Linked DNA regions of Homo sapiens: region 2 is linked to region 1. A link is a loop called in an ENCODE intact Hi-C map of the cell type or tissue named here. Cell type or tissue: PC-9. All regions are shown on one strand. Each heading gives the region's core, and the rest is flanking DNA. Links, peaks and the distances in the headings are about the cores only. Region 1 holds the start of LOC124905119 (a long non-coding RNA gene). Region 2 has its middle 22 kb from the start of CBX7.

Region 1 (15,591 bases), core at 8,630-11,129:
CTGACGCTCAGCTGTGATCAGCGTGTCAGGCCCTGCCTGGCTTGCCCTGTGGAGCTGAGCTCCAGGGAAGGCCCAGCCCAAGCTGCACACGCACCAGGCTCACAGAATGAAAAATCAGTCATGGGTGCTTGGGCTGGGTCATCAGAGCCTCTGAGGTCAGGGGCTCCAGGAGGAAGGATCACAGTGGCACAGTGATGGGGAAAGCAGGACATCCGGGAACAGCCTCCACACTGGCCACCCCTTGGCTGGGGACTGTGAGCCAGTCACCATCCATGCCAGGCCTCAGAGTCCTCCCCTGTAAAGGAAGACAACAATGACCCCTCCTGGGCTGTGCTGGGGACCCAGCGAGGGAGCAAGATGTAAACAGAGATGGAAATGACACACTTCCTGGCCCTTAAGAAGCTCAGGTCTGGACACGAGTAAACAGGCTTTGACTTTGTAGAGAGAGGGGCTCCAAGAGGGAGCTGGGATCTCAGAGCCCCACCCCCACTCCATCCAGCCTGGGGAAGCAGGGAGGACTTCCCGAGGAAGGGGCATATGGAACCCTTGGGGCCGTGTAGCTAAGCCTGGAAATGCCCTTCTGCAGGGGTGGCCATCAGCCCTCCTGAGGCCCAGCAATGACCAGGCCAGGGCAGGAAGCCAGCCAGGGGACTCCAGAGGGGCTTTCTGGGCGGAAGTGGAGGTGGGGTTCCTCAAGGTGGAGAATGAGGTCAGGGCTTGGCCGACCCGGCAGGTGATTCCTCCTGGCCAGCCCCTGGCCTGTCCAGGGAGGCGGTCCCACCCCCAGGCCTGCCCCATCACCAGCCAGTGGTCAGGCCCGGGCTGCCTGATGCCCCCTGTGCTGACTCATGTCCGCCCGGCTGTCCCTGGCCGGAGGGAGGGGGCGGACCCTACTCCACACTTGACCTTATCAGGCCTTGCTGGTGTCCAGCCGCTGGAACGTGGGCAGGGCCTCGGCCTAGCAGGCACGACTCTGGACCTCCCAACCCCCTCCCTGACCTGGTTGGGCAGGGTGTGCATGAGCTCATGGGAGCCCCAGGCAGGGCAGGGCAGGGCAGGGCAGGCAGCGCGTCGGCCCAAGAAGGGATGAGGCCAACAGCCTGGCTGGGGTGCCCCCGTGGAGCTTGCCCGCGGCCCCCTGCCCGGCGGGACAGGGCTGGGCATGGGCTATTCTTAGTTCCCGAGTGGGCCCCAGATGTAGCAGCTGGTACCCTACATTCCTACCATACAGCCCAGCCTGGCACACAGGGCACGCACCAGTATGAAGGCACACACATGTGGACACACCCATGCACAAGAACACTCCTACAACTGCACGAGCATACACATGAGCGTGAATGTGCAGTGGTGTGCACATGAGCATGTGCCTACATCTGTGTACAGAGACACGCTCACTCCACCTGCCTTTACGCAGACACACCAACTGCTATTCACATGTGTACAAACATGTGCACACCCACCTCCCACAGGCACGCCAACATACACAGAGGCCTGCATATAAGGCCCACCCAGGTGTACACTTCGGGGACACCAGCTGGCTGAGCGTCACTCAGCAACATAAGCAGCCCCGGGTCCCGGCCTATGTGTGCACACATCGAGTGCCAGCTTTAGAGAATTCCATTCCTTGCTGGCTCTGCTAATGATGCCCTCAGGGATGTCCCATTCTGGCAGCTGTAAACAGGCAACGAGCACAATGGGACTCTTGTTCTTTCAGGTGTAGCACAGAGGGCTGGAGGTGCACAGAGGAGTGGCGGCCCAGTGTAGGGTGGTCAGGGAAGGCTTCCTGGAGGAGGGGGTCTTCGAAGGAGCAAGCAGGGAAGGACATGCCTGTTTGAATGAACCCAGCCTAGACTGAGTAATTTTCTCTGCTTAGGGAAATAACAACCATGGCGGTAAACCCTTGTCACGCTCCTATTTACCACACACTTCCTCGGCACCAGACTCCATGTGTGTCATCTCATTTCATCCTCATGACAACCTTATGAGGCGAGTCCTACTACGGTCACCATGTGCAGATGAAGCCCTTGAGGCAAAGACGGGCCTTGACATATGGCTGGTGAGTCTGATCCCAAAGCCCGTGTTCTTAACCCAGCCTGCAGGCACTGGTGGCGACTTTGTTGGTCATGGAGGGTGTTCCAGTTATCCATTGCTATGCTGCAAATGATCCCAAAATTTAGTGGCTTAAAACAAGAGCAATCATTTGTTTCTCTCACAGATCTGCAAGTCAAGCCAGATGCCGCAAGAAGGCACAGCACTGCTCTATGAGGCATCAGCTGGGGCAACTTGAGTGGGAGCTGGAGGTCCCATTGGCTCTACTGGGGCTGACAGCTGGCAGGGGTAGAGGGTCCTCTGTTCCTTCCCACACCGGCCTTTCCATGGGGCTGTTGAGCTTCCTCACAGCATGGTGGCTGAGTCCCAAGAGGTGGGAAGTAGAAGTTGCAGTTTTTTATGGCCTGGGTCCAGAAACTGACACAGCCTCACTGGCAACATATTGATCAAGCATCCACGGAGCCCAGATTCAAGGAAAAAGGACATAGACTCCCATCTTTCAAGAAGAGGAGTGTCAAATAATTGGGGGAAGAGCATGTTCTAAAACCACCAGAATAAGAATGGAGGGGACTCCAAGGCAGGCGACCAGTATCTAATGCAGAGCCTCCTGCCCTGTTCCAGACCTCAGAACTCCAGCCAGGGCCACAAGTCAGCCTAGTGCAGACCATAGACCACCCCACCCACCCCTGCTCATTTCCTTTACATTTTTTTCTTTCTTTCTTTTTTTTTTTTTTTTTTTTTTTGAGACAGTCTCACACTGTTGTCCGAGCTGGAGTGCAGTGGCACTATCTCGGCTCATTGCAACCTCTGCCTTCCAGGTTCAAGTGATTCTCCTGCCTTAGCCTCCCCAGTAGCTGGGATTACAGGTGTCCACCACCAAACCCGGCTAATTTTTTTTTTTTTTTTTTTTTTTGTATTTTTAGTAGAGATGGGATTTCACTATGTTGGCCAGGCTGGTCTTGAACTCCTGACCTTGTGATCTGCCCACCTCGGCCTCCCAAAATGCTGTAATTACAGGCGTGAGCTGCCGTACCTGGCTTTTTTCTTTTCTTTTCCTTTTCTTTCCTTTTTTCTTTCTTTCTTTCTTTTTTTCTCTCTCTCTCTTTCTTTCTTCTTCTTTCTTTCTTCTTTCTTTTTTTTTGAGATGGTCTCACTCTGTCACCCAAGCTGGAGGGCAGAGGCACAATCTTGGCTCATGGCAGCCTCAACCACCCCAGCTCAAGCAATCCTCCTACCTCAGCCTCCCCAGTAGCTGGAACCATAGACATGCACCACCACACCCAGCTAATTTCTTTTTTCACGTATTTTTTGTAGAGACGGAGTTTAACCATGTTCTCCAGGCTGGTCTTGAACTCCTGGTCTCAAGGGATCCACCTGCCTCGGCCTCCCAAAGTGCTGGGATTACAGGCTCTGTTCACATTTTTGTGTGTGTGTGCCAAGCACAGAGGGGCCACTGTGTGCAGCTACAGAGGCCCAGCTGGCCTGGCACCTCGGCTGGAAAGGGGCAGCCTCTGGGTAGAAGAGCTGGGTGCCCAGGTGGGGAAGGCATTTCACTCACCCCCTGCCAGAGCTCCCTTGGAGCCCCAGAGTTCCAGGCTCCTGGGTCCTATCTCCTCTGCTTTCTCCAAGCCCATTCCAGGGAAACAGAAACCCAGACAGGGCTTGGAAGATGTCACTCCTGGGTCCTGAAGTGAGACCCCAGAATAGATGTTCTCCTGAGGTCCCCTCTCCTGAAGTTTTATAATTCTGGGGTTGGAAGTGTCCCATGCTGTAAAATCCAAAAGTCTGTTTCCCTGCTTCTCTTTTTCTTATTTATTTATTTATTTTGAGATAGGGTCTCACTGTGTCACCAAGGCTGAATAGCAGTGGTGCAACCATGGCTCACTGCAGCTGTGAACTCCTGAGCTCAAGTGATCTTCCCACCTCGGCCTCCCAAGTAGCTGGGACTACAGGCATGCGCCACCACACCTGGCTAACTTTTGTATTTTTTATAGAGACGAGGTCTCCCTGTGTTGCCCAGACTGGCCTTAAACTCCTGGGCTCAAGCGATCCTTGCACCTTGGCCTCCCGAAGTGCAAGGATTACAGGCATGAGCCACTGCACCAAACCTTCTCTCCTTCTTAAGATTCTGAGTTTCTGTTTTGACTCTATTTGACAGCATCAGTCAAATTGCAAACGGGCTTACCCTTTGACCCAGCAATTCTCCTTCTAAGGAATCTTCCAGCCTCCAGAAGTCATCAAGCATGTGCAGAAGAGACAAGGCAAAAGTGTTCACAGTGGCTTCTTGTGTAACCAAGGAAAACTGGGAGCTGCCCCCATCTGCACCAATGGCCAGAGCAATTTATGGAACGTTTACGGAACACCGCGTCTGGTATGTGCCTATGAAACTTCTGCATTCAACAGACAAAACTTCTGCATTCAAAACACCACATTTCAAAACAAAACTTCTGCATTCAGCATGCCACAGTCATGTGTGGAGAGCAGAGAGGAACCCTGGAGGGAGGAGCTGCAGACGGAGCAGGGCCGTGGGGCAGGTGTCTACTGGTTTCCTGTAATAAATTACCATACACTTGGTGGTGGAAATAACAGGCATTTATTCTCATAGCTCTGGAGGCTAGAAGTCCAAAATCAAGGTGTCTACAGGGCCATGCTGCCTCCACAGCTCCAGGGGGCAATCTTTCAGCTTCTGGGGACTCCCGGGTTCCTTGGCCTGTGACCGCACTGTTCAATCCCTGCCTCTGACTTCACAGGGCCCTTTCCTCTCCTGAGTCTCTGTTTGCAAATCTCCCATCCCTTTCTCTTGTAAGAACACTCTAACTGGATTTAGGATCCACCCCAACCCAGGGTGACCTCATTCTGAGATCCATACTCTAATTACATCTGCAAAAATCCTTATTCCAAATAAGGTCACGTTCTGAGGTGCAGAATAGACATGAATTTTGGGGAGATCCTTTTCAACCCACAACAATGTGGAAGGCCAATGTGTCTTCTCCATCATTTGGTCCTGCTGCAAGGAGGGTGTGTTTCTGGACCTGTGTATTATTTGTGTATCATTTCATTTATGCCTAGTGTTCCATTATTGGGAATTATTTCTGTCCTCCTTCTCAAGGTCATTGCCAAGGTCTGATTGCAAAAGTTTTAAAAATTGCAACTTAAGGCATAAATGGGTTAATTTTTTTTTTTTTTTTTTTTGAGACAGGGTGTCTGTTACCCAGGCTGGAGTGCAGTGGCACAGTCATGGCTCACTGCAGCCTTGGCCTCCTGGGTTCAAATGATCCTCCCACCGCAGCCCTGCTGAGTAGCTGAAACTATAGACATTCGCCACCACACTCGGCTAATTTTCTTTAATTTATTTTTTGTAGTGATGGAGTCTCACTCTGTTGCCCAGGCTGGTCTCAAACTCCTGGGCTCAAGCGATCCTCCCTCTTCAGCCTCCCAAGTAGCTAGGATTTCAGGTATGCACCACCACGCTTGGCTAATTTTTAAAATTATTTTAGAGACAGGGTCTCACTATGTTGCCCATTCTAGTCTGGAACTCCTGGCCTCAAGCGATCCTCCCACCTCAGCCTCCCAAAGTGCTGGGATTACAGGCATGAGTCACTGTGTCTGACCTCATTTTAACTTTCAAAAAGTTCTAAAATCCCAGAAGACAAGTTGTCTTCAAAGATCCTCTGCCTCCCAGGGTCAATGACTCCAGTTTTCTGGGAGGCCCAGGGGGCCCCTCGGCAATGAGGTGGAAATCGTCAGCATGGCAGGGTGGACGCCTCTGATACCTGCCCTGCTGACCAGGCTGGAAGTTGCTGTGGCATCCTCAGGCCTCCAGATGGTGAGCCTCCCTGAGTCAATGGCGAGGTGATGGCCGACGTTCCCAGCCCAGCACTTGCTCCGGGTAGGAGCTGGGCACCTTGGAGCATGGCAGGGCTAGGGAGTGGGGGACAGTGGACTGGGAGCTCTGCCTGGTACCAGCGGCCCACTTGCCCATGACAGGCTCCTCAAGGGTCCTGGGCAGTCACAGATCCCAACCCCTCATTTTGGGGTTTTGTTTTGTTTTTGAGACAGAGGCTTGCTCTGTTGTCCAGGCTGGAATGCAGTGGCACAATCTCGTCTCACTGCAACCTCTGCCTCCTGGAATCAAGTGATCCTCCTGCCTCAGCCTCCTGAGTAGCTGGGATTACAGGCGCCCGCCACGACGCCCGGCTAATTTTTGTACTTTTAGTAGAGACGGGGTTTCACCATGTTGGCCAGGCTGGTCTCAAACTCCTGACCTCAAGTGATCCACCTACCTCGGCCTCTCAAAGTGCTGGGATTACAGGCATGAGCCACCACACTGGGTCTCCAACCCCTTTTTTTATCAATAGGGAAACCGAGGCTGACAGAGAAGAAAGGGCTTGGCCAGGGTCACCTCCTGAATTAGGAACCATGTGGCCTGTCCCACTGCTGCTCAGCAAGAACCTCCCCAGCCTCCTCCACACCTGTTAGGGCAGCCCCAGTGCCTCTGCCAGAGTGGCTCTTCATTCTCCCCAGCTCACCCTGAGAGGAGAGCGGGAAATGACCAGCCCTGTGCACAGATGAGGGAAACTGAGACTCAGACTGGCAGAGGGGCAGAGGGGGTCAGAACCAGTCAGCAGACACTGGGCTCAGATCCCCCCGCCAGTGCCCCAAGGACACAGAGACACCAGACCCCCCAGTGTGCCGCGGCAGGGTCCACTGGGGCTGGGAGGAGCCCTCCTAGCCCCGCCTGGCCTCTGGGGTTCTGTCTTCTTTCCTGACCGTGCCTTGCCTGTCTCCTGCAGGCTGTGCTGTGGCCCAGGGCCCAGGACAGAGCAGGGTTTGCTGGACCGGTGACAGTCGCATCCTTGCCTGTGTCTGTGAGTTTGGCGGGCCTCGTCTGTGTTTCTCCTTGCTCTCATCAGGGGCTGGGAGACCGGGGTACTGCAGAGAGGGTGCCCTGGTCGCAGATACCAGGGGCACTCAACCGAGTCCCTGTGGGTCTTGGGTAATTAATTAATCATTGGGCCGTTTAAAGATTAACAGCAGGACGGTGGGAGAATGGCTTAACTCATGATAGGGGCACGGAAGGGGAGCTTTCCCTGTCCCTGTCGACCCCTGGACTCTGTGATATGAGTTAGGGGGTATGGAGGCTGGCTCTGCACCCCCACCCCTTCCTTCCTGTCTGCCCACCATCCCCAGCCTCTCCTGGTCCCCAAGGAGGGGGGTTCTGAGCTCACAGTGAGGGGCTTGAGGCGTATAAGATGGGGCCAGAAAGTTCCAGGAGCAAGAACCAGCCGCAGTTGGGCTTCCCTCCACAGGCACTGGCTGGGCTGTGTGGCCTTAGGCGAGTCACTGCCCACTCTGAACCTCGTTTCAGAGGAGGGCACTCACAGCAGGTGGTTGCAGATGGGAAGAGAGGACGTCCACACTGTCCACGAGCTCAGCGCACAGTAGGTGCTCAGGACTTCCTCCCAGAGACTCGACACCCCAAGTCTTCGCGTTGTGCCCCCTCGTGTCAGAGCCACTCTCCTCTGAGAATAATAGTCAAGTTCATTCTAACCCCCAGGCAAGGGAAAGGGTCCCTTTCTCCAGGGCCAGGTGGGGAAGGTGAGTCAGCTTCCTCACCTGGGCTGATTCACACCTGTGTGGAGTGCGGGTGGGGAGGAGACAGAGACTATTCCTCCCTTCGCTCTGGGGCAGCCCATTCCAGCAGGCCTGAGCTGGAAGGGGGAGGGATTCAAGATGAACCAATACCCCCAGAAGGGGTGATATGGTCCCGAGGCCCAGAGAGGGGCGAAGATGCCTGCCCTCACACAGCACCTCAGAGGCAACACCACGGGCAGGGAGCCATGACCCTGCTCCTTTCCCCAGCTGCTCCTCCACTGTTAGGTAACAGAGCCCAGCCCCACCTCCCACCAGCCCACCCAGCTGAGCCGGCCATCGCCCCTCCCTCCAAAGGTGCCCAAGGGGTCAGTGAGCCCCTGTGACTCAGGGCGGGAAAGACCCGTGAAGTCATCCAGCGGCCGGGGCCACCTCCTGAGGCTGTCCTGGCCTCTGGTCTCACCGGCCTGGGAGTTCCCCAGCTGTCTGCTCCCCTGGCTGCAGGACAGAGGCAGCCGCCGGTGTGGATGGAGCATGACCTCAGAGGCTCCCAGCCCTTGGCTCAATGCCGTCGGCCCCAACTGCAGGCCTCAGAGGAGCAGGCCCCAGGCCCGCCCAGCGCCTTCCTCGTGGCCCCACCACGGAGAAGAGTGAAGGAGACACCTCGAACACAGTGTTGGCGCAGGGCCCAGGGCTTGGCTGGAGAGGGAGTCAGGGAACACTGTGATCATTTGTATGATCTGCGGGGCACCCACCTGAGCAGCCAAAGCTTCATCACTGTGCTCATCAGAAAGGCGACAAATGGTGTTGCCCAGGACCCAAGGCCCCAGACACTGGAGGAACAGGGACACAGGCTCAAATCTGACCTTCCCCAGCCTTGAGGCTTGGACCCCTTCACGCCCCCTCTCTGGACCCCTTCACGCCCCCTCTCTGGGCCTCAGTTTTCTCATCTGTCAAAGGAGCTGGTGACAGCTGCCTGGCCTGGTGGCTGGGAGGACAAAATCAGTGTCCCAGCAGGAAACAGACAAGGGGTATGCAAGGAAAAGATCTTAGAGACCTGGCTGAGGGGACTAGATCCAAGCTGTGCTAATGGCAGGAGCTATTTCCAACCCGGAGCCGAGGGCTCTGACAGCCAGTGAGAGCTGGAGGCAGAAAGAGGGCTGAGAGACAGGAGCTACAGCTGTAGGGGCCGGCTGGGATGAGGAGGGAGCAGGGGTCACCCCACTTCTCCCCATGGCCCCCCTGTCTGCAGCGCCTCCCCCTGGCCAACCCCACTGCCCAGAGAGCCCAGTTCAGGGCACAGCCCGCGGGGAGGGGCCTGATGAAAATGGCTTCACAGCCACCTCTTACTGAGCACAGCCACGGCCAAGCTTCGTCCTGGGCCCTGGGGACACAGTGGTGCGCAAGACAGCCCAAGACCCCATTCCACGAGGAGAGAAAGAGGGAGAGTGAAGGAGGTGAATTGGGCAGCAAGAGATGTTTTAATCCAAGGAAAACCCTACAGGGCGATCAGAGACCCCTTACACAGACGAGGCCCCGACGGTTGGTGGCACAGGGAACCGACGCCTGCCCCCATCACTCTTCCAAGGCCCCACAGAGGTTGCTCAGGCTTGCAGGGGGTGGGGACCCAGGAAGGCTCGGTCAGCCAGCGCCTCCCTGGGCCATTCCAGGCTCTGAGCTGCCGTGTGGCGGGGTGGGCAGGCTGCCAGCCGAGGGAGCCCACCACAGGGGAGCCGTGTGCATTCCCAGACGGGCACATTCCCGGGCACATTCCTGCCGGGGAGCCACTCTGCCACCCGCACCGCCCCGCCCGCTCCCCGCACACAGTGCCCATTGTCTGCCCAGACACTTTGAGCTGCCGCCGCCCCCGGCCTCTGCCACATCCCCACGCCTCCCTTTCCCGGGTGGGGCTCCACAAGCCCAAGCACCCCTCTCCTGGTCCCCAGCCCTGAAGGGCACCTGCCATTTTTCTTGGAACCAAGGAAGGATTAGAGGAGGGAAGTGACTTGCCCCAAGTCACACAGGCCAAATCCAAATCCAAATCCCTGGACCCCCAGTGAATTACTCTTCCCTAAGAACCCTTCCTCCTCCCAACCCTACACCCCTGGGCTGCGGGGCACCCTGGCTCAACAGCTTAGACCCTGCCTCCTGAGCACCTGCTGTGGGCCAGGCCCTGTGCCGGCCCCTACAACCCTGCCTCCCTCACGGGGCCCAGCAGCCCTGCTGGGTGTGAATTTCCCCAATATCACACAGGACCAGGAAGCTGACTCAGGGCGGGGAGGAGTTTGCCAAGGCCACCCAGCGAGGAAGCCAGTGAGCCGAGATCCAGCCCGGCCCACGCGCTTTCCACCTCCTGCAGGGAACAGTACAGGGCAGAGCCTGCTGGGGTGGGAGGGACTGTGGGAGTGTCCAGGGGAGAAAGTGGTGTCCAAACAAAGCCTTGAGGGGAAGGGCCCTGCTCCACAAAGGCGGGCTGGTTTGCTGAAGCCGGGTAGGCCTTTGTTTGCTCATTCACCCAGCATGTGGATCCAAGCCCTAGACGAGGCACCGGGCTAGGATACAGGTGAGATACAGGGTGAGGAGTCAGGACAGCCTGACTTCAGGCAGATGGGTCAGATAATATGCACTCCCCAGGTGATAAAACCAGGGGGTCGGCGGGCTCGGTGGCTCACGCATTTAATCCCAACACTTTGGGAGGCTGAGGCGGGTGGATCACGAGGTCAGGAGTTCAAGACCAGCCTGGCCAATATGGTGAAACCTCATCTCTACTACAAATATAAAAATTAGCCCAGCATGGTGGCGTGCGCCTATAGTCCCAGCTACTCGGGAGGCTGAGGCAGAAGAATTGCTTGAACCGTGGAGGAGGAGGTTGCAGTGAGCCGAGATCGCGCCACTGCACTCCAGCCTGGCGACAGAGCGAGACTCCATCTCAAAAAAAAAAAAAAAAAAAAAAAAACAGGGAGCCGCTGAGTCTAAAATATCAAGCCCCCCTTCCTTCCCACTCCCTACCCCTGGTTTCCATCTCTCCTTAGCGCTCATGGGGCTGGTTCTAACCCACTTCCATGCCCATCAGTAGAGAGTCACTCTACTGAACTTCCCGGCTAAGAGGTTTTGCAGGCGCTGTTCCCTCCCACTGCTGACACCCTTCCCCAGGGAGCCTCAGGGCTTCTCCCTCGCTTCCTTCAGGGCCCTGTTCAAACAAGACCACCCTATAAAAATAGCAACTCCACGCCCACCCCCGCATGCAGTACGCATCTCCCCCTGACCCTGCACCCTTATTCTGGCTCTTCCCATGATCTGGTTTCCCACTTATTTACTTGCTTTTCATGTTTAATGTCTGCCCTCCCATCACCCCCACTAGAATGGAAGGTGTATGAGAGCTGGGATTTTTATCTGTTTTGCTGTATGAAGTAGATGAGGGAAGAATCAAGACTGATGATAAGATTATTTCAACTCAACATACCAGTAAAACCGGCTCCAAGATCAAGACAGAGAATATTTCCAGCCCCGAGAAGCTGCCCTGGCTCTCCTTCTGGTCAGTACCCACCCCTGCCCCCAAGGGTAACCACTCTCCCGTCACCAGGAGCCCACCCGGTCTGGACCTTCCTGTCAGTGAGACCAGCGTGTGATTTTTTGCAGGCGTGGGCTTTCTGCACTCGGCATGAGCTCCGCCCCTGCTGCTGCCTGTAGCCAGGGTGACCAGTGGGCTTTTACCTTAAGCAGCAGGTAGACAGTGGGGCTGGTGACAGCTGCGGGGATCCAGAGTTCTGGGAGGTGTGGCGGACCAGCTGGGCCCAGGACTGGGGTTGGAGGTGAAAGTCAGGCAACGTCAGCTCATCGACAGCATTTCAAGCCGTGGAATTTGAGTACTATTGAGCTGGCCGTGCCACTGATGGAATCGTTTCTTGCTGCTGCAAAATTGAGAGCCACATGCTACAGGTCAGGCCTTCTGCCCCCCTATCCGCTGTGAGGTGCTTGAAGGACTGGTTTGGAAACAGACCCCTATTTCAGAAGCAGAGTTGAGGCTTAGCAAGGGAGAATGACTGGCCCAAAGTCACTCGGCTGGTAGGTTTGGGCCAGGACTCCTCGCTCCGCACTGGACACCCCTGCACTGCCTTCTGGGTGTGCCAGGTTGGCATGGGGAGGCTGGGCTCACACCCAAATCAGGACATAGCCTATCGTGAGGGTCTGGGTGAGCTGGGAGGTGTTCAGAATAGAAGAGCAACCCATGAAGGCTCCCCGGAGGAAGCAGGCCTGGCGCTGAGTCACAGGAGCCTGGGGCAGGGTAACCCCCACCTGAAGTCACTGTCTCCCCAGCAGTGACATCATTAGCAAGCCAGAATGCGCAGGGCATACAGCTGGAGGACCAGGCAAGCTGAGGCGGGGGCCAAGTGGGTAGTTCGGGGCCAACCCCCATCAGCGGCCAATGGCCTCTAGAAGATGGCTGGGCCTCACACGCCTTGGAAACCAGAGCGAGAGGCCATCAGGGTGGGGAAGGCAGCCCATCACCTCCTGTCCAAGTGCCTCATTTTACAGGTAGAGGAACTGAGGCCTGAGGCAGGTCATGACTATCCCAGGATTACACGGCAAGTGAGGGGCGGATGCAGGAGAGGGGCCCAGGCCTCCTCCCTCCCAACAGTGTTCTGTCTACCCTCCAAGTTCTGTCTCGCCCAGCCAAGGGCCACTCTGCTCCCGCACTGCTGGGCTGGGGTGGTGGAAGAGATGGGAAAGTGGAAGAAGGCAGGGGCTGTGTTCAGAAGGGGCCCCTGAGGCTGTGAGGATGGTCCATGCCCTCAGGGAGTCAGGCTGGTGGAGGGGGAGGGAGCACAACTCAGAACTCATCTTCCTCCCCAACACGCTCCTCCCACAGTCCTATCTCCTCACCAGGCCCAGGAGCTGGCGCCTCAGCAACTGCTGCATTTTCAGGAATTTTGCAAACTGGCTTCAAAACACAGCCATAATTAGACGTCAAAGTATTTAAACTTACAGTTCAGGGCCAGGCATGGTGGCTCACGCCTGTAATCCCAGCACTTTGGGAGGCCGAGGCAGGTGGATCACTTGAGGTCAGGAGTTCAAGACCAGCCTGGCCAACATGGTGGAACCCAGTCTCTACTAAAAATACAAAAAAAAAAAAGAAAAAAGAAAAAACTAGCCAGGCGTGGTGGCGCACACTTGTAATCACAGCAACTCAGGAGGCTGAGGCAGGAGAATCACTTGAACCTGGAAGGCAGAGGTTGCAGTGAGCTGATATCGCACCACTGCATTCCAGCCTGGGTGACAGGGCAAGACTCTGTCTCAAAAAAAACAAAAGAACAACAACAAAAAAAAACTTACAATTTCAATAAACATTCAAAACTCATCACCCCCCAATTACTTGACCACATTCTCCTACGTATCTATGTTTTTGAGGTTATTTACATCTGTGGATCTGTGCTGGGAGACGTGCCCCTCTCCCCAACCCCAATGCAGGGACTTCAGGTTTCTAACTTGAACTTACCCGTGGTGGGTATGTTTACACCACAGAAATTGGCAAATGTGGCAAGTTAGGGATCTAAGCCAGCCCCCACCCTGCCCAGAGAGCCAGTTGTTAAACATTAACTGGAAGGGCGTGGTGGCTCACGCCTGTAATCCTAGCACTTTGGGAGCCCAAGACAGGCAGATCACCTGAGGTCAGGCGTTCGAGACCATCCTGGCTAACATGGTGAAACCCCATCTCTACTAAAAATACAAAAAATTAGCCGGGCGTGGTGGCGTGTGCCTGTAGTCCCAGCTACTCAGGAGGCTGAGGCAGGAGAATGGCGTGAACCTGGGAGGCAGAGCTTGCAGTGAGCCGAGATCACGCCACTGCCCTCCAGCCTGGGCGACAGAGCGAGACTCCGCCTCAAAAAAAAAAAAGAATAAATGACACAAAACAATAAAACAAAGATGCTGCGCCTGGCTTCAAAGTCCTGCCCTCTCCCATCCCGCAGCTACAGGGGGTCCTGGCTGATCTGTCTTCCTCCAGGCCAGTTCCAGCCTCTCCCCTTCTCCTTGGCCTCTCATTACGCAAGCCTCCGCTAAGACAGCTCCTCCAAGAGACCCTCCAGATCTCCCCAACCCCCCATCTCCCTGTAGAAGCAGCCCAGCCACTCGCTGACCCAGCACCCACTGGATTTGTGTCTTTGCACAAACCTCTCTGCGCTAATCTTCCAGATTGTGTCTGTCCTCACGCTAGACTGGAAGCCCTGTGTGGTGTGGGCAGGACTTCTCTCTGTCCCACTCATGATGTCTCTCCAGCACCTAGGGCAGTGCCTGGCATATAGTAGATGCTCAGTAAATACTTGAGCGAATGAGTCCATAGGAGGGCACAGGACTCTAAACTTGTTATCTATCATCTGTGCCCATGCAAGGAAAAGAAGTGTTGGGGGCATGGTCAGAACCCATCCCCCGTTCTCCCCCAGCCCACCCCAGCCTGTTCTGCCAGCCCCAGGCCGGGGCTCCCTCCCCAACTCTCCCTCAGTCCAGACTTCCAGCATGTGCTTGGTCCTTCCCACAGCAACCCCTTCCCTTGGGGCTGGTGGGGAACAGGCGGGAGGAATTCCTGGCCCCGAGTCAGAGGAGGTGCCCCGGCAGGCAGGCGGGAGGCAGCGCACACACGCCAGGGACTGCTCCAAATTCCAGCTCCCACGGGCCCGCTGGGAGCCCGCCAGGCAGGGCTGGGGAAGGGCAGGGAGCCCCTCCTCGCAGGAGCCAGGAGGGCACGGGAAGCCTACCGCAGGACAAGGGAAGAAGTCAGCGTGGAGACAGGGCGGGAGGGCCGGCCTGATGGCCCACCACTCCCAGCACCCAGATGGGAAGACTGAGGCCTCCTGACAGCAAACTCTGAGCTCCTGACTCCTCCCAGGCCAAAGACCTGAAGCGGCCAGTAGTGCATGGGGAGAGGGTTGGCTGTGACCAGAGACCAAACATTCAGGGATGAAGCGGGGGCGTCTGAGGGCCGATTAACAGGAGACCCATGGAAAGAGCCCCAGACTGGCTGTGGGGAGTCCTGGGCTACCCCAGCTCTCAGTCAGACCAGGAGGAGGCCCTGCCCCTGGCTGCAGGGCCTGGACGCCCCACTTGCCCAAGGCAGCCCCAGCACGTTCTGCCACTGGGAGTTCAGTGGGGCAACAGGAGAGGAGTCTCAGGGGAGGGCAGGGGAGGGCAGGGGAGGGCAGAGCTCCCGGGAGGCTCTCAGCCAGGCCTCTTCTGAGTCCTCTTCCTGTCCCTGCCCCCTCCCCTTCCTGGGTCAGGGCCAGGTGCGATGGGCTCAGGCAGCAGTCCCTCCCCAGCTGTCAGCGCTGGAGCTGCCGCCAACACCCACACCGGCACACCTGGCCTGCCCTGTGCCACACTGCCACCCGGCCACCACCCCTTTCCCAGCTCCTCCCTGGGCCCCACCAGCTCTTACGGCGCCCTCGGCCCACAGTGTGGTATCTGAACTCTGGACAGCTGGATCCAGACTTCCAGAACCACAGTGCCTTTGAACTAGAGAATCCTAGAACAACACATTCTTACAACCAGAAAATTCCGGGACCATCGACTACTGGGATATTTTCCATTCTAGTCCCAAGAATTCGTAGAACTAAATAATTTCAGGAATGCGTATCTTACAAACGAAGATCAGACCATGGAAACTAGGACTTCTAATTTCAGGAGCGAGGGCTCTTAATTCTCAAGTAACAATCCCATTGTCCCAGAGGATAGAAGCCCCATGTTCTTCACACCACCCAGACTAACAGACACCCAGGAGCAGAGCAAGGCGCTTTGGTTGGGGGCCATTCACAAGGCCTGTACCTTGTGAGCCTGCGCCTGGAACAGAGAAGGCAGGAAGGGACAGGGGAAGAGAGAGGGCACCTCTGAGCAAACTGGAGGCGCTGAGGGCCTCTCCTCCAGGCCCAGGGAGGCTCCCTCCACCTTGGCCAAGAGAGG
Region 2 (15,591 bases), core at 7,262-9,761, 120 kb before region 1:
GGGCAGATCACGAGGTCAGGAGTTCAAGACCAGCCTGACCGACATGGTGAAATCCCCTCTCTACTAAAAATAGAAAAATTAGCCAGGCATGGTGTCATGCACCTGTAATCCCAGCTACTCAGGAGGCTGAGGCAGGAGAATCGCTTTAACCCAGGAGATGGAGGTTGCAGTGAGCCGAGATCACGTCACTGCACTCCAGCCTGGGTGACAATGCAAGATTCTGTTAAAAAAAAAAAAAAAAAAACAACCAATGGGTCATATACAAAAATGATGACCCAGAATGACTTCAGACTGCTCAATAGAGACAGTAGAAGTAGGAGGACGATAGAGGAATCCCTTCACATTCCTGGAAAAACATCATTTCAACTTAGGATTCTATACCTAACCAAACTACCAAAGAAGTATGAGGAGGGACACAAAAACATTTCAGACACGCAAAGTCTCCCAAATTTTATTGCCCATGCACTCTTTCTCAGGAAGATACTGCAGGATTTTTGCCACCAAAAAGATGGAGTAAAACAAATAAGAAGTCATGGGAGGCTGGGCGTGGTGGCTCATGCCTGTAATCCCAGCACTTTGGGAGGCTGAGGTGGGTGGATCACCTGAGGTCAGGAGTTCGAGACCAGCTTGGCCAACATGGCAAAACCCTGTCTCTACTAAAAATACAAAAATTAGCCGGGCATGGTGGTAGGCACCTGTAATTTCAGCTACTTGGGAGGCTGAGGCAACAGAATTTATTCAATCCAGGAGATGAAGGTTGCAGTGAGCCAAGATCATGCCACTGCACTCCAGCCTGGGTGACAGAGTGAGACTCTGTCTCAAAAAAACAAAACAAAGCAACAACAACAACAAAAAGAAGTCATGAGAGCCAGGGGGAAAGGAGAGAACTGAAGGAGATTTCCAGAACAACGGGTATAGCCTGGGTGCAGAGGAGAGTCGGTTCAAACCACAGCAACTTAGGAGGCACTGGGAGAGCTGCCTTCAGGAAGATGAAATTGACGGAATAGCTGATGGGCCCAAAAGCATTGAGATGGCTTAGGTAATTGGCAGGATGTCTGCGATCAAACTAGTAATAAGCACATTTTAAAAAATGAAGCAGGCCAGGTACAGTGGCTCACACCTGTAATCCCAGCACTTTGGGAGGCTGAGGCAGGAGGAAGACTTGCTGTATACAGGAGTTCAAGACCAGCCTGGGCAACATAGTGAGACCTAGTCTCTACAAAATATCAAAAATTAGCTGGGTGTGGTGGTATGTGCCTGTAGTCCCAGCTACTCAGAAGGCTGAGGTGGGAGGATGGCTTGAGCTCATGGGGTTGAGGGTGCAGTGAGCTGTGATCACATTACTGCGCTCCAGCCTTGGTGACAGAGTGAGACCCTGTCTCAAAATAAATAAAATAAAATGAAGCAAAATAAAAGACAAATAGAAAGCCCAGAAAAAATACAGTTAATTTTGAGAAGTGAAAGTAGTCATAGTATACCATGTGGCTCAGCTATGAAGCAAACTGACATAATCTTAATGATATAATACTGGATATTGCTATAACCAAAAGGACAATATTATTATGCTGGGAGAATGGAGGGAAAGGAGGAGCAGAGGAGAGCCATACCCTCCCACTCTATAGTAGCCATCAATAGGTAATGTTAAACACCAAAAGATCCAGAAGTGGCCCATAGCATGCAGTTTTCGTGGTTTACACAAAAGAACCAGCTAAAGGAACTGAAATGGTTGCCTCTGGAAAGAGGTAAAACAGGGTGGGGAATATTATTTTTCTCAATGAACCTTGCAGAGGGCCAGGCGCGGTGGCTCATGCCTGTAATCTCAGCACTTTGGGAAGCTGAGGGCGGCAGATCATGAGGTCAGGAGTTTGAGACCAGCTTGACCAACATGGTGAAACCCCATCTCTACTAAAAATTAGCCGGGTGGGGTGGCATGCACCTGTAATCCCAGCTACTCAGGAGGCTGAGGCAGGCGAATCACTTGAACCCAGGAGGTGGAGGTTGCAGTGAGCTGAGATCACACCACTGCACTACAGCCTGGGTGACAGAGCGTGATCCTGTCTCAAAAAAAAAAAAAGAATCTTGCAGAACTATATGATATGTGTGTATATGTACACATTATAAATATAAATTATATGCATGTATAATGACGTGTGTATCCATATAATAAGAAAATACATATATATACATTACACAGGTATAATTTTGATGTGTAAATACCAAAAAAAGAGGCCCTGAATATAATCTCTAAGGGAAGGCAGTCGGGGGGCCTCTGCAACTGCCTGTGGACCTTCGCTGGAGGGAAACAGGACTGAGGTGGGTGGGCTACTCAGGAAGCCTCTGCATGGCCCAGCAAAGACAAGAGCATGGCCTAGACTATGGCCCTGCAGGAGAATGGAGAGAGGTAATCAGATTAGAGAGAGAGAAAAGATGTGGTGAATTAACTGGGGTATGGGGCAGGTAGAAGGTCAGTTTGGATGCCCCAGTCTGGGAAAGCATAGTGCCCTCCACTGAGCTGAGGCTTCTCCTTTCAGAGGGGAAACAGACGTCATCAGAGGAGAAGCCCCTCACCTTCCTGCCTCAAACCCCCGCCCCAGGAGGACCACCTTCATGGGCAGGTGGTCAGTCAGTCACACAGGACTTCCCTCCTCAAAGGGCCAGGCATGTGGCTTAATGCTCTGCTGTCTTGAAATTCATAACAATTGTTGAACAAAGGGCTCCATGTTTTCATTCTGCATGGGACCCCACAAATTATGCAGCCACCCCTTCCCACCCCCAGTATGTCTGTACCCATGTCTGGCTCGCGTTACCTGCTCAGGCATCAAAATTATCTGTAGAGCTTGTAAAAACCCAAACTCTCAGACCCACCTCCACCTCTATGTGGGTTCCTGATGTCAAGGACAACTGCCACCATCCTCTAAGTGTCTTAGACCTTCTGTCCTCAAAGTGTGGTCTGAGACCTGCAGCATCAACCTCACTCGAGAGCTTGTCAGAAATGCAGATTCCCAGGATCCACCCCACACCCACTGAGTCAGAACCTGCAGTGTAGCAGGACCCCCAGGGGACTCACCTGCACATTTATTTGTGAGAAGCACCGTCTTAGGCTATCTCAAGGGAACATTCTAGACTTTTCCCCCTAATTCACAGGTCACCAGGTACTGCGAGTTATTCCCTAATTACATCACACATCCCGCTGCAACTGCCCCCAGGATGGCTCCTCTTGGAGGTCCCACGACCTCTCAAACTGAACATACCCAGACCTGAGCGCCCTGCCCTCTTCTTCTCCCAAGTCACTTCTTCCTCCCCCTCCTCCTCCCCTTTTTCCAGTACCTGTCCAGGTGAACTGAGCCAGCCAAGCCAGGTACCCAAGGAGTGTTCCAGGGCCTCCTCTGGCTCACCTCCCTCCACCTCTCACCATCCCCTTCTCCCAGTCTCTATAGCAACCACCAACCACCCTCCAAGACGTAGCCACCAGCACCTCTCACTTCAGCCACCTCCACCATCTCGCACTGGCAGTGGACTGACCATGTCACTCCCTAGAACGACCCCTCGGTGGCTCTCAGCTCAGGGCTGTTCTGCAATGGCACACCTCCACACCTGCTCTCTGCTTACTAAATGCTTCCACTATTACTATTGCTTCCAGCTTTCAAAACGAAGCCTGATCAGCTTCTCCTCCACAGCCTGCCCTGGCTACCCCTCTGCCTGCCCCCACCAAAACTTCTGGGCTCCCCTTAGCCACAGCCCTGGTCCTGCTGTGGTCTGTGAGTTTCCCCCAGCAGCCTGAGAGCTCCTCTGGGAGGGACAGGGAACTGCCTGATTCAATCACCAGCCTGGTGCTCTGCCTGGGGCCATGCACACAATAGGGGTCCTGTGTTTGAGTAGATAAAGGCCCAGTGAGGGGCTAGCCTTCAGCAAGCCACAGGGAGATGGCAGAAGATGGGGTTACGCAGCGGGAGTGGGGAAAGCTGTTACAGAGGTGCCCTTGTGGACCCAGCTATAGGCGGGAGGATTGCTTGAGCCTAGTTCAAGACCAGCCAGGGCAACATAGCAAGACTCCATCCCTAAAAAAAATAAATTTAACATTTTATTTTATTTATTTTTAGACGGAGTTTCACCTTGTTGCCCAGGCTGGAGTGTAGTGGTGTGATCTCAGCTCACTGCAACCTCTGCCCCCCAGATTCAATCGATTCTCCTGCCTCAGCCTCCCTAGTAGAGCTGGGATTACACGTGCGCATCAACATGCCTGGCTAATTTTTGTATTTTTAGTAGAGACGGGGTTTCATCATGTTGGTCAGGCTGGTCTCAAACTCCTGACATCAGGTGATCCACCTGCCTCGGCCTCCCAAAGTGCTGGGATTACAGGCGTGAGCCACCACGCCTGACCAAAAAATTAAATTTAAACTCTTAAAAAGGTCAGCCCCGGTTGAATAAAAAACAGAGAGGGATGGCTACAGGACGCCTGGTGCCCAGTTCCCGTCCAGAGCCCTGGAGGACAGCAGGATTCTCTCTGCCCACCAGGTGGCGCCAGATTCCCGGCGTCCGGCTGCCCAGCGCTCGGTGTTGGGTGGATGGGGCCCCAGGGAAGCCAGAGGCAGAGCCTGCAGGACCCACAGCAGGTCCTCGAGGGGACATGCCCCATCTGCTTTCCTTGCCTGAGCGTCCACCATCAGCACCCTCCACAGTACAGGGAGGAGGGCTGTGGATGATGGGTGTGTCACGGGAAAATGGAAGAGAAGGCTGAGCGTCTTGCAAAGCAGCTATCGGGTGATGGAGCTAGACATTTGCACACCTGCAGGCTGGGTCACATCCTGTTTTCTGAAGACGCTCACCATGGGGCCTGTCTGCGCGGCCACCGGAGCCAGGATCGAGCCCAGACAGTCCAGTCCCAAACAGACCCACACTCTTAAGCACTGGGCTTGCCTGCTGCCCCTCCCTGCGGTCAGATCCCCTCCTGTTACAGATGAGGAAACTGAGGCCCAGAGAGGGGAATCGCTTGCTGAGGATCCACCCCTTGTGTGGAGCAGAACCAAAATGAGGGCTTCTGCCTGGTGGCTCCGAGGCCAGCACGCCTTCCTCCGCCATCGTGGAAACCCCTTGTCCCTTCCTGTCCAAGGAGCCCCGGCCCCCCTCCCGTGGGCTTTTCCCAGGAGCCTCCCTGTTCTGCCCAGCTCCCCTCTCCTCCCTTGCTCCAGACCCAAGCCACCCACAGACTACAACCCTTCCTACAGCCCCTTTCAACAGCCCCCGAGAGGATTTCCACCAGGGATTGGAAGAGGTCCTCATTCCTCCCACCCCCGGGCCGGATGGGGGCCGGAGGGGCAGGTGCGCGAGCGGCGCCGGATGGAGGATAGAGGGGCAGGAGGAGGTGTGGGCAGGCATGTCTTTTCCGGGTCCCACCTGAGGCCCCAGGTGCAGCCCCCTCGCACCATCCCCCGTCTGCCTGTGTTTGGGACCCAGGGCTGCGGCCGAGATCCATTTCCTCCCAGCCTCTGACCACCTGCTCCTGCCTCTCAGCACGTCTGCTTCTCCCCTCATCCCCTTAGCAAGCCCTGGCCTCTGCTCCTTTCCTGCAAGCGCCCCACAGTTATCCTGCCTCTTCTCAGGGCACCCTTCCCTTCCTCCCATGTCTCAGTGTTGTCTTCCCCCAGCTGGGCCCTGGGCAGCCCCCTCCCTGAGCACTCCTCCACCAGCCCTCAGTCCACAGCTGGGAAAACTGAGGCCTCTAATCTGGGGGCTACTCAGGCACATGGTTGGAGTTCAGTTATCTGTGTGTCCCCCAGGCCTGGCACAGAGCCCCGCACTGGGGTGGACTCTGCAGTGGGAGATGGTGGATGGGTTCAGCACAGAGCCCAGCGCTGGGGTGGACTCTGCAGTGGGAGATGGTGGGTGGGTTCAGCACAGAGCCCAGCGCTGGGGTGGACTCTGCAGTGGGAGATGGTGGGTGGGTTCAGCTGTGCTGGAATCTTGCTCCACCACAGCATGCTGTGCAGCCTGGAGCAGGTCCCTCAACCTCTCTGAACCTCCATTTTCTCATTTGTAAAACCAGGAAGAATGAGGCCTATTTTTTAGGCTTGTAGTGAGAATTGACAAGACAACGTATGCAAAATAAATATCACAGTATAAGGTGGTTGCCATTCATTCATTCTATAAATATTGATTGAACACCTTTTTTTTTTTTTTTTTCAGATGGAGTTTCACTCTTGTTGCCCAGGCTGGAGTGCAGCGGTGTGACCTCAGCTCACTGCAAACTCCGCCTCCTGAGTCCAAGCAATTCTCTTGCCTCAGCCTCCCAAGTAGCTGGGATTACAGGCGTGTGCTACCACGCCTGGCTAATTTTGTACTTTTTTTTTTTTTTTTTTAACTAGAGATGGGGTTTCACCACCTTGGTCAGGCTGGTCTCAAACTCCTGACCTCAGGTGATCTGCCTGCTTCGGCCTCCCAAAGTGCTGCGATTACAAGCGTGAGCCACTGTGCCCGGCCTGATTGAACACCTATTATGTCTCATTATTATTAAGTTCAAAAGAAAAGAAGCCAATTCAGCAGACCCCAGATTCTGACCTCCCATCCTATGCTGTTTCCTGGTGCATCCTCCACTCCTAATCCACACGGAGGCGTCACCCTAAATTACCCGGCTGCACATATCACTACCCTGGTCAAAAGCCCCCAGCAGTTCCCCGGTGCCTAGGGTGTCAGCTCCCGACTCCTGGCAGTGACACTGAAGACCCTCTGTGATCTGGTTCCAGCCTCTTTTCCATGGGATCTCTCTATCTTGTGACACCAACTTTGACTACAGGTGTGCAGATCTGGGTCCCGTGGCCAGAACACCCTGGGCTTTCTCACTGCCACGCCTGTGCTCCTGCTATGCCCTTGAGTGGAACAGCTACCATTTTTGTCCTTACCCAACAAAGTCCCGTCCGCATTTTCTGGCCCATTTCCCCCAGGTGGCCTCTCTGACCACCTGGAGCCAGGCTCTGAACCTCAGTCAGCCTCCTCGCCTAAGCATCCCGTTCCCCACTCCCCAACCGGGCCCTGCAAGGCCAGCTCTATCACCAATCATTGGCAGGAACCACTGGGCTAACAGCAGGTGCTGGACCGATCCACATGACAGGGGATGGCCTGACCTGCCCGTGTGATCAGAGTCCAGCTCTGCCACTGTCCCACGGGGATCATTCTTATCCGTCACATTCCTAAATGGACTAGAATGGTGGCCTCCTCTGCCCTGGGACCCTACTCTCTCCAGGCAATGGAGAAAGAGCCAGGGGTCCCCCCACCACTAACTGCCCCACTGACACTGTGGGGTCTCTTCCCATAGTCACGGTGCAGGCATCAACCAGATACCAGACTAAATGGGATTATCCAGACAGGACCACTGGGCCAGAGCCTTCTGCTGGAGGGAGGGAGCTTTGCTCCTCCCCTACACCCTCCCTGTTCCAGGGCTCAGTCCCTTCCACAAGGTCCCACCAAGCCTTCACAAGCCTGCCCCGTCTAGCGATGGGGAGCCCCATACCCCCTGGGGCATCTTGTCCATCTCTGATAGTTAGTTCAGAGCTGAGCTAGCTGCCTCCACGGAATTTCTGCCCCATTCATTCATCCTCTGTGAGTTCCTTCTGCACGCATTGAGCACCTACTGGGTGCTAGTTGATGTGCCAGCTCGCCTGAGCTTTGCAACACCTCTGTGAGGTGTGAAGGCGGATGCTGATGACAGTGATGGTTACAAAACCAATGAGGAAAGTGAGGTGCAAAACCAATGAGGAAAGTGAGGTGCAAGAGAGATCGCCACCCACACAGAATCTCACAATCATCAGGCAGCGGCTGGGCCAGGAGTAGATTTTCCATCTGGGTGACCCAGGAGCCTGTGCTCTTTCTTCCACTGAACTGAATACGTCCCCTAGCAGGACTTAGGAGGGGTAATACTTGGGGAGGTGGGGGCAGGACTAGCCTATCCAGTCCCCCAAAGCCTTCAGTAGAGGGCATAGAGCTGGACCTGCGTTGGGGTTACCAAGGGTAGCCAAGGGTAGTTTTGGAGCTGCTGCAGCCGCTGCTCACCCCCGGGAGCCTCCTTCTGAGAAGGAAGTATTATTGAGCCTACATTGTGTTGGGAGGGAAAACGTGGGGTCCTTGGAGCCCTGCCAGCCCCCTGCCTTCAGGCTGTTTGGCTTTGTTTGTTTTTTTGGTCTTTTTTTTTTTTCCTTTTTCTTTGGGCTGATTGTTCTCATTAAATCTTTTTGTCCTGTTTTGTTTTTTACGGGGCTGACAATGCTGCTCAGTGCTTAGCGCGGCTTCCTGTGTTTCTGCCCCAGCGCAGGCCTCGATGGGGCTGTGCTTCCTGTTGTGAGCCGTCGCCATGGCAACTGGAGGCCTGGTGGGCTCCATGGGGGTATGGGGAGGGGTGACATCAGTGACGTCACCGGGTGAGAAGGCAAGGGGCAGGGGTCTGGAGGGGGTTGCATGGGGGAAGGGCAGCCAGCAGCCAGCCGGCGCATTGCTGGGAGCTGACTCACAGCCCGGGAAGGGGAAGAATGCCCTCACATTCTTTTGGGAGGTAAACAAGGTCAGGGAATGCGGCTGGGATCCTGTTTACCTGACCCTGGCCCCCCGGGGGACCCGAAGCCCTTACAGGACAACACACTGGAATAGAACCAGCCAGACTTGGGGGGCTAGGGAAGCAGGGGAGAAGAGAGGAACCGTGAGGGGCCCCCAGGTGGGGGCCAGAGACAGAAAGCCCAGGATTCCAATCACATCTCCACTAGGTGACAGCGTGACAGCTCTATGACTCTGAGCAAGCCACATGGCCTCCCTGTGCCTCAGTTTCCCCTATTTCTAAATGGGGAGAATTTCTCGTGCAGATGGTCCCTTGGTCTCCAATCACTTTGGGCTGGTTTCGGGGGTTGCGAGGGTGGCAGCACAGCCCGTGCCTCTGCATTTTCTCCGTTCTCCACCCGCCCAAGGCCTGATCCAAGGCTAGGGTCTCCACGTCTCTGCCTGCACCTGACCCTGCTAGGGTAATGCCCCAGACCTGTAGCCAAACCAAAGGGCCGAGGTGGGCTGGCCTCGAAGGGAGGTGATGGGCGTGCAGCCCAGGGCGGGGCGCGGCACCTCTAGGATCCCAGGGCTGGAGTTGGTGCAGCTAGCCCCGCTCTCTCCCCTACCCTGTGTCCCCCCTTCAGCTTTCTCAGAGCCCCACCTCTTATCCCTGAACCTCCAGAGTGACGGCCTCCCCTGCTCATTAGGGAGGGTCCAGAGGAGCCCCTCCTGGTGCCAATGGTCTGTATCCTGATCAAACTCTGGGATTCCATGGTGCTGAGATCTGCAAGAACAGCCCCGGGGGCAGGGCCGGACTCTGCATCTCTAAGACAAACCTTTGCCACCTTTGAAACTGACCAGCTGGGAACAACGTGCCCTTCCCCCACAGGTGCCATGTGAGGGCACAGGCCATGCCCCCATGGCCACAGTTGAGTTGGGGCCACCTGGCCTATGGCTGAGAGTCTGGGTATCAGAGTCTGACTGGCTTTGCGGCTTGCTAGCTAGGGCCTTCGGTCAAGCTCCTTAGCCTCTGTGAGCCTCAGTTTCCTGATCTGCAAAGCAGAAGCTCCCAGGGTTGATGTGAGACTGAGTGAGTTAATTCACATGAAGCCCTTAGCGCATAGTAGGCCCTCATATGTGCTGAACCCACACAGAGCCAGCCCCCACAGACCCCTGCATCCTCCGCAGCAGCACCCAATGCCCCCGTCTCTGAGGGCTCCCCTATGCTGAACACCCGTCCCAGTGCAGGAACAGTGCCCACCAGATGCCCCATGGTTTTCCCATAAAGGGACCGGACTTGGGTTTCCCTGGACAGGGAATATCCTGTTCTGGGCTGGCGGGGGGGAGGAAGAGGAGCGGGAAGGACACGGCGGCTCCGCATTCCTGGCATTCTTGGCGGCCGCCCTGTCCAGCTGCCTCGGCGCTGCCGGGGGCCCTGGCCTACTGCCATGCTGGCCCGACACGGCACAGCAGCACCCCGCTTGGGGCGCCCCTTGGACTTGGGGTGATAGAGGACCCATCTTGTGCCAGTCCCACCCATCCCAGACTATCGCAGAAGCAAATGAACCCCAACCCTGGAAGCAGAGATTCGGGGGCTCTGGGAGGAGTCAGTTAACAGGGGAGGAGTTTCTGCTTTCAGTTCTACCTTATGGGGCTCCCTAGCCCACCTACCGTTCCCCAGGGAAGCTCTCGGGGTCAGAGCCGGAAGAGGGGAGAGGTAGAAGACTCCTGGGTTCTAGTCTCCAGTGCCCAGACAGCCACTTCCCCTCTCTGGGACTCAGTATCTCTGTCTGCAAGATGGGAGACTTTGATCCCTTCCTTGGGCAACCCCAGCATTGCTGCCCTTGTCACGCTCTATGGCATCATCACTGCCTCTCTGCAGAGCCTGTGCCTCTGGCTAAGGGCAGGAGCCCATCCCTTCTCCGCACTGGGCCGGGCCTGGTGGGATATAGTGGTTCCCACCGCCACGCAGCCATGGTATGCAGGATTCGAACATTCAGAGGGGAGGGCCTGGGGGCGGTCAGGCTCTGGAGCCCTCACCCTGGGAGTGCCTTTGGGGTCCTAGGAGGAAAGGGGTCCTTGTCCAAGATCCCACAGCTAGCTCGGTCAAGCTGACCCGGGAATCCGGGGACTTGCTGTTCTGCAAAACCACCAGAAACTAGGGTAATTCTTTTCCATGTTTTTCTGCAAACGCCCCCTAGTTTCAGGCCCAGAGCAGTCTGGGGAGAAGCTGGGAGCTGGAGGCTTCAGAGACCTCCACTCTGCAGGAGACCAAGCCCGCTCCCCATGCTGCCCTCTGCCCTTGGGGAGCCTGGAGGGGTCTTCCAGGGCCGGGAGGGGACAGGCAGGAGGGGCTGCAGTGGGATGGATGCATCTGGGCTGCCAGTCTCTAGCCTCCCACCCTCTCCCTCCCCTCTCCTGCTGGCTCGAGGACCACCCCAAGCCCCTGCCCAGTCCTGGGAACTCCAGCTCCATCTGCACTGCAGGCCCCATTTCCCACTTCAACAGCTCACGGTGGCTCTGGGCACAGGGACCAGAGCAACCTGGTCCAGGCCACAGCGAGAGGCAGGAGCAGCTCTTTGCTGGAGTCAGGAGGCCTGAGAAGTCCCTGGGCCTCTGCACCTCCACTTGATCATCACAGGGTTAGAGGATGTGGTCCCTGGGGCCAGCCTCATCAGTCCTCTGTGGTCCCAGGATTCTGAAATTCAACTGTTTGGTTCTGAGACCATCAGTCACCTCCTTCTGCCTGCCCTTGAGAGGATTAAGCAGAGGAAGTCCCTCCCTGTTACCTGCTCTTCTCTAGGGCTCACCCTGCAGAGTTCAGCTCCCATCCAGGCCAGGGCCCTGCTCCCAAGGACCCCATCTCCCTACCACTTGACCCCCCCAAAAGGCCAGACACCCCCAACGCTATTGCCTCCGCCTTCCCCTGGTGCCTCCTGCCTGCCTGTCCCGCCTGCCTGTCCCACCCGCCTGTCCCACCCGCCTGTCCTGTCTGCCTGTCTGGCTGGCTGGCCATCTGTCTGTCTCTCTGTCTGTCTGAGGGACAGTAGGAGGAAAAGGCTGGAACCCCACCCTGCTGGGTCCACATGTCCAGGGCATTGTTCAGCCTCCTCTGGGAAATCACCTCAATTGTGAGGCTTAGGGGCCACTGCGGCACGGCCGGGTGTGTTTACAGATGCGGGGGTGGCCAGGGGTTGTGTCTGTGGAGGAGGATGGGCACAGGGGGTGTCACGATCATCTGTGTGTGGCACGCTTGATTAAATAATGATAAAATGACGAAATGGAATATTATGCAGCCATCAAATACGAGGCCTTTGAAGAAGAGTGAGGACATAAGAAATGGTCCCAGTGTAAGATTTACTAAAAGGGAAAGTGCACAATGAGAAGAAGTCAAAGTGACCCACCAAATGCTAATCACAGTGATCTCTGCGCAGCCAAATCATGAGTAATTTCCTATTTCCTGTGTATTTACGGTGTATTTTCAATGTTTTTGGCAATGAGCACGTTCGTTTTGTAATCAGAAAAAGGAGAATAAATGTTGTAAAAATCAAACTAAAGATGAACTAGAAAACAAATGAACATGACTAAAATAAAATAAACTCACTGGGCATGGTGGCTCACACCTGTAATCCCAGTTCCTCAGGAGGCTGAGGCAAGAGGATCACTTGAGCCTGACAGTTTGAGACCAGCCTGGGCAACATAGTGAGACCCTGTCTCAAAAATAAATAAATAAATAAATAAAATAAGGCCAACAGAAAAGACTAAACATAAAACTAAGGCAAATGTTCAACTCCAGTTAGCAAACACTGAGTGGGCGCCTGCTGTGTGCAGAGGCTCTGCTGAGTGCCGGGGTTACAGAAATGAAGGAGACGGAGCCCTTGGCGAGTTAACCGTCCATCAGGAGGGTGGGAGAGTCACCAGTCATGAGGCCCCCTCAGGAGGGCACCGGAGAGAGGGAGACATGGATGAATCAGGAGGCCTTCAGGGAGGAGGTGACGGCTCACACAGAGGCTGGGGACAGGGGATGTGGTCCTGGTGGGAAATATGGCCGGTGGTGGTTGGAGGGTCCGCTGGTTGCACGAGCTCAGTTTAAGTATAGCGTGGGGAAGATAGGCTAGCTTCAACTCGCTACAAGTCTGGAGTGCCGGGTGGAGAGAGATTCTTAGCCAAGTGGGCATTCCTCAGGAAAGAACACAGGGAATGGTCAGCCATTCATTCACTCATTCATTTATTCAATTCAACAACTACTTCTTGAATACCATCCACACGCTAGGCACTGTGCAGCTTCCATTCAAATGCAGGGAAATGGGCAGGAAAGCAACCAATGAGTAAAGGGAATAGAAGTTGGTGCTGTGCGGAAGGATGGGGCAGGGTCCAGAGGTGGGGGTAGCTTGATGTGGGGTGACCAGGGAGGGCCTCACAGACTGAAGGAAGTGAGGGAGTGAGCCCACTGAGGCTGGGCTCTGCAGGAGGAGGGCTGTCAGCAGAGGGGGCCCAAGCAGACAGAGTCAGGGTGAAATCCCATAGGTCCTTGCAGGCCTTTGTAAGCACCTGAGCTGCGGCTCTGAGTGAGGACCGGAGCAGGAGCCGGGGAGGGTCTGAGCAGAGAAACACATGATCTGACTTAGGCTTAAGCAGCCTGTAGGAGGGGAGCTGGTGGGGCTAGGCTGGGCCAGCAGCCCTGGTGAGGGCGAGGAACAGAAGGCGGAGCCAACAGCAGTACGGCCTATCTGATGAAGGGTGGTGGTAAAGGAAAGAGAAGGTCAAGGCCTATTCCAAGGTTTGGGCCCTAGCACTTGGAAGGACAGAGCTACTGAAACTGATGGGGCCAGCTGGGGATGGCAGGTTTGGGGTGGGATGGAGCAGGGAAGACAGGCACTGAGGCTGGACAGGTCGAGGTGGTGATGCCCGGTGATAAATCCGAGACTTCCACCCGGCAAAGCTGAGCAGGCAGGGGCCAGCTGGGGACACTCATCGGGCGTCACTGGCTCGTGGGTGGGGATCAGCCCCTAGAGCCGGATGAGACCACCCTGGGGAAGGGTGTAGACAAAGAGTAGCTCCAAGGATTGAGCCCTGGCACCCCCCGCCAACGTTTAGAGATGAGGGGGGCCGGCAGGGGAGCCTGAGAAACAGCATCGGGGAGGAGGGAGGCCCAGGAGGGTGGGGCCTCAGCCGAGGTGCCTGCAGGCAGCAGATGGAACAGCCACAAATGAGGCTCCCACAGAGCCATAGGTGACAGCCTGACGGGGAGGAGACTTGCGAAAAGAACAGGAGAGAGGACATTAAAAGGCAAGGAGGGCCGGGCGCGGTGGCTCACGCCTATAATTCCAGCACTTTGGGTGGCCGAGGCAGGTGGATCGCCTGAGGTCTGAAGTTCAAGACCAGCCTGGCCAACATGGTAAAACCCCATCTCTACTAAAAATACAAAAAAGTTATCCGAGCATGGTGGCACATGCCTATAATCCCAGCTACTGGGGAGGCTGAGGCAGGAGAATCGCTTGAACCCAGGAGACGGAGGTTGCCGTGAGCTGAGATCGCGCCATTGCACTCCAGCCTGGGAGACAAGAGTGAAAATCCATCTCGAAGAAAAAAAAAAATGGCAAGGAGAAAGAACTCTCCCCTCAGAGATTCGAGGGCCCCACCCTTGTCCCTGATGGCTGCCCCTCTCAAGGGTGACCAAGAGGTGGCTGTTTGCTGCGGGGGTAAGGGTGATGGGCAGAGCTTGGTCTGGGTGCTCACGCACCAGCGCTCCAGGCCATTCAAGGTGTGGATGAGAGCTGGGGGCCAGAAAAGAAGGGGGGTGCTGTGGAGCGAGGCCAAGGCCAAGGCTGGCTCTCCCCAAAAAGCCAGGTCCCAGGAGCCGGAGAATTCTAAATCCAGCCCTCATTGAGAAGATCTACTTAGCGAGTAGGAAGAAAGCATACTTGATTTAACAGTTTGTTCACGTATTTATAACATCTTGATATTTAGCCTCAGAGCGTGCAGGCCTCCATCTGTGCTCTGGGCCCGAGCCCTGCACATGTTAGGGCTGAGCTGGGAGCAGACAGCTTGAGGGGAGAGGTGAAGGGAGAGGGTTTTCTTTTTGCTTCGGTTCAGTTTTTAGTGGTTGCTGGTTTTTGTTGTTGTTTGTTTGTTTTGAAACGGAGTCTCACTCTGTCGCCCAGGCTGGAGTGCAGTGGCGTAATCTCGGCTCACTGCAACCTTCACTTGCCAGATTCAAGCAATTCTCCTGCCTCAGCCTCCTGAGTAACTGGGATTACAAGGGCCAGCCATGATGCCTGGCTAATTTTTTGTATTTTTGTAGAGACGAGGTTTTGCCGTGTTGGCCAGGCTGGTCTCTAACTCCTGAAACTTCAGGAGATCCACCCACTTCCCAAAGTGCTGGGATTACAGGCTGGAGCCACTGTGCCCAGCCAGTGGTTGCTGTTCTTTTTAAGAAGAAAGAAGAATGAGCATTCTCCCCTGGGGAATGATCCTGAAGAGCGGACACTGCGGGAGGAGGAGAGGGGTGTGCATGGCGGGAGGGATAGGTCCACCCGCCTTGACACACAGGCCCTCCATCACAGTGGCAGCAGGAGGCAGCGTCAGTGGGTGCAGGGGTGCACAGTGAGCACAGGGAGGTTCCCCAGGACCCCTTCTGCTTTCTCAGTGAAAAGGCAGCAAGGCCCTGGAGGTCTGAGGGGTAAGGAGAAGGTGTGGAAGAGCCCTCTTGGAGCGGTGCGTGTAGACCCAGGAAATGCAGCGGCATTGCCCAGCAACACTCTGGCAGATTGCATTTTCCAAGATGGCTGCAACAACATCTCCCGCCCCACAAGTTATTCTAGAACCTTTCGCTCCTCCACCAAGAGGTAGAGTCTAATTTCGCCTCCCCTAGAACCTAAGCAGGCTTGCGACTCACTGTGCTACCAATGGACTGCAGCGGAAGTGACAATGCATCACTTTTGAGGCTAGGTTATCAAAGCTTCTGCCATATGGAGTGCTCAGGCTGGCGCCTTGAGCCTCCATGCTGTGAGGAAGCCCAACCAGCCCCTGCACATGGAAAGGCTCTCAGAGCACCTGAAGAGAGAGTTG

The links. Hi-C counts contacts between places; a loop is a spot of excess contacts. Peaks named below come from ENCODE experiments on the same cell type or tissue, not always from the same donor. Only the 100,000 strongest peaks of a DNase experiment are listed, where the experiment ranks them.
Region 2: a loop joins it to region 1, with 6 times the contacts of the local background. A loop is called at or near these places in 28 of 110 quality-filtered maps.

The regions. Positions count from the first base shown.
Region 1 is chr22:39,282,801-39,298,391 of GRCh38, forward strand. LOC124905119 (a long non-coding RNA gene) reads left to right here and starts at 10,081. Exons shown (of 2, transcript XR_007068104.1): 1 at 10,081-10,204; 2 at 11,003-13,011. RefSeq lists enhancers at 11,710-12,570, 13,872-14,537, 14,538-15,201, 14,824-15,118 and a silencer at 14,824-15,118. In PC-9, for the core only: no CTCF peak of the experiment used is centred there; DNase peaks (open chromatin) are centred at 9,371, 10,051 and 11,081; H3K4me3 peaks cover 274 bases; H3K27ac peaks cover 2,382 bases.
Region 2 is chr22:39,166,453-39,182,043 of GRCh38, forward strand. No RefSeq gene overlaps it. Among named protein-coding and RNA genes, the nearest start is that of CBX7, 22 kb to the left of the region's middle. RefSeq lists enhancers at 5,246-6,051, 7,064-7,733, 9,732-10,026. In PC-9, for the core only: a CTCF peak has its summit at 8,800; DNase peaks (open chromatin) are centred at 8,419 and 9,359; H3K4me3 peaks cover 582 bases; H3K27ac peaks cover 2,500 bases.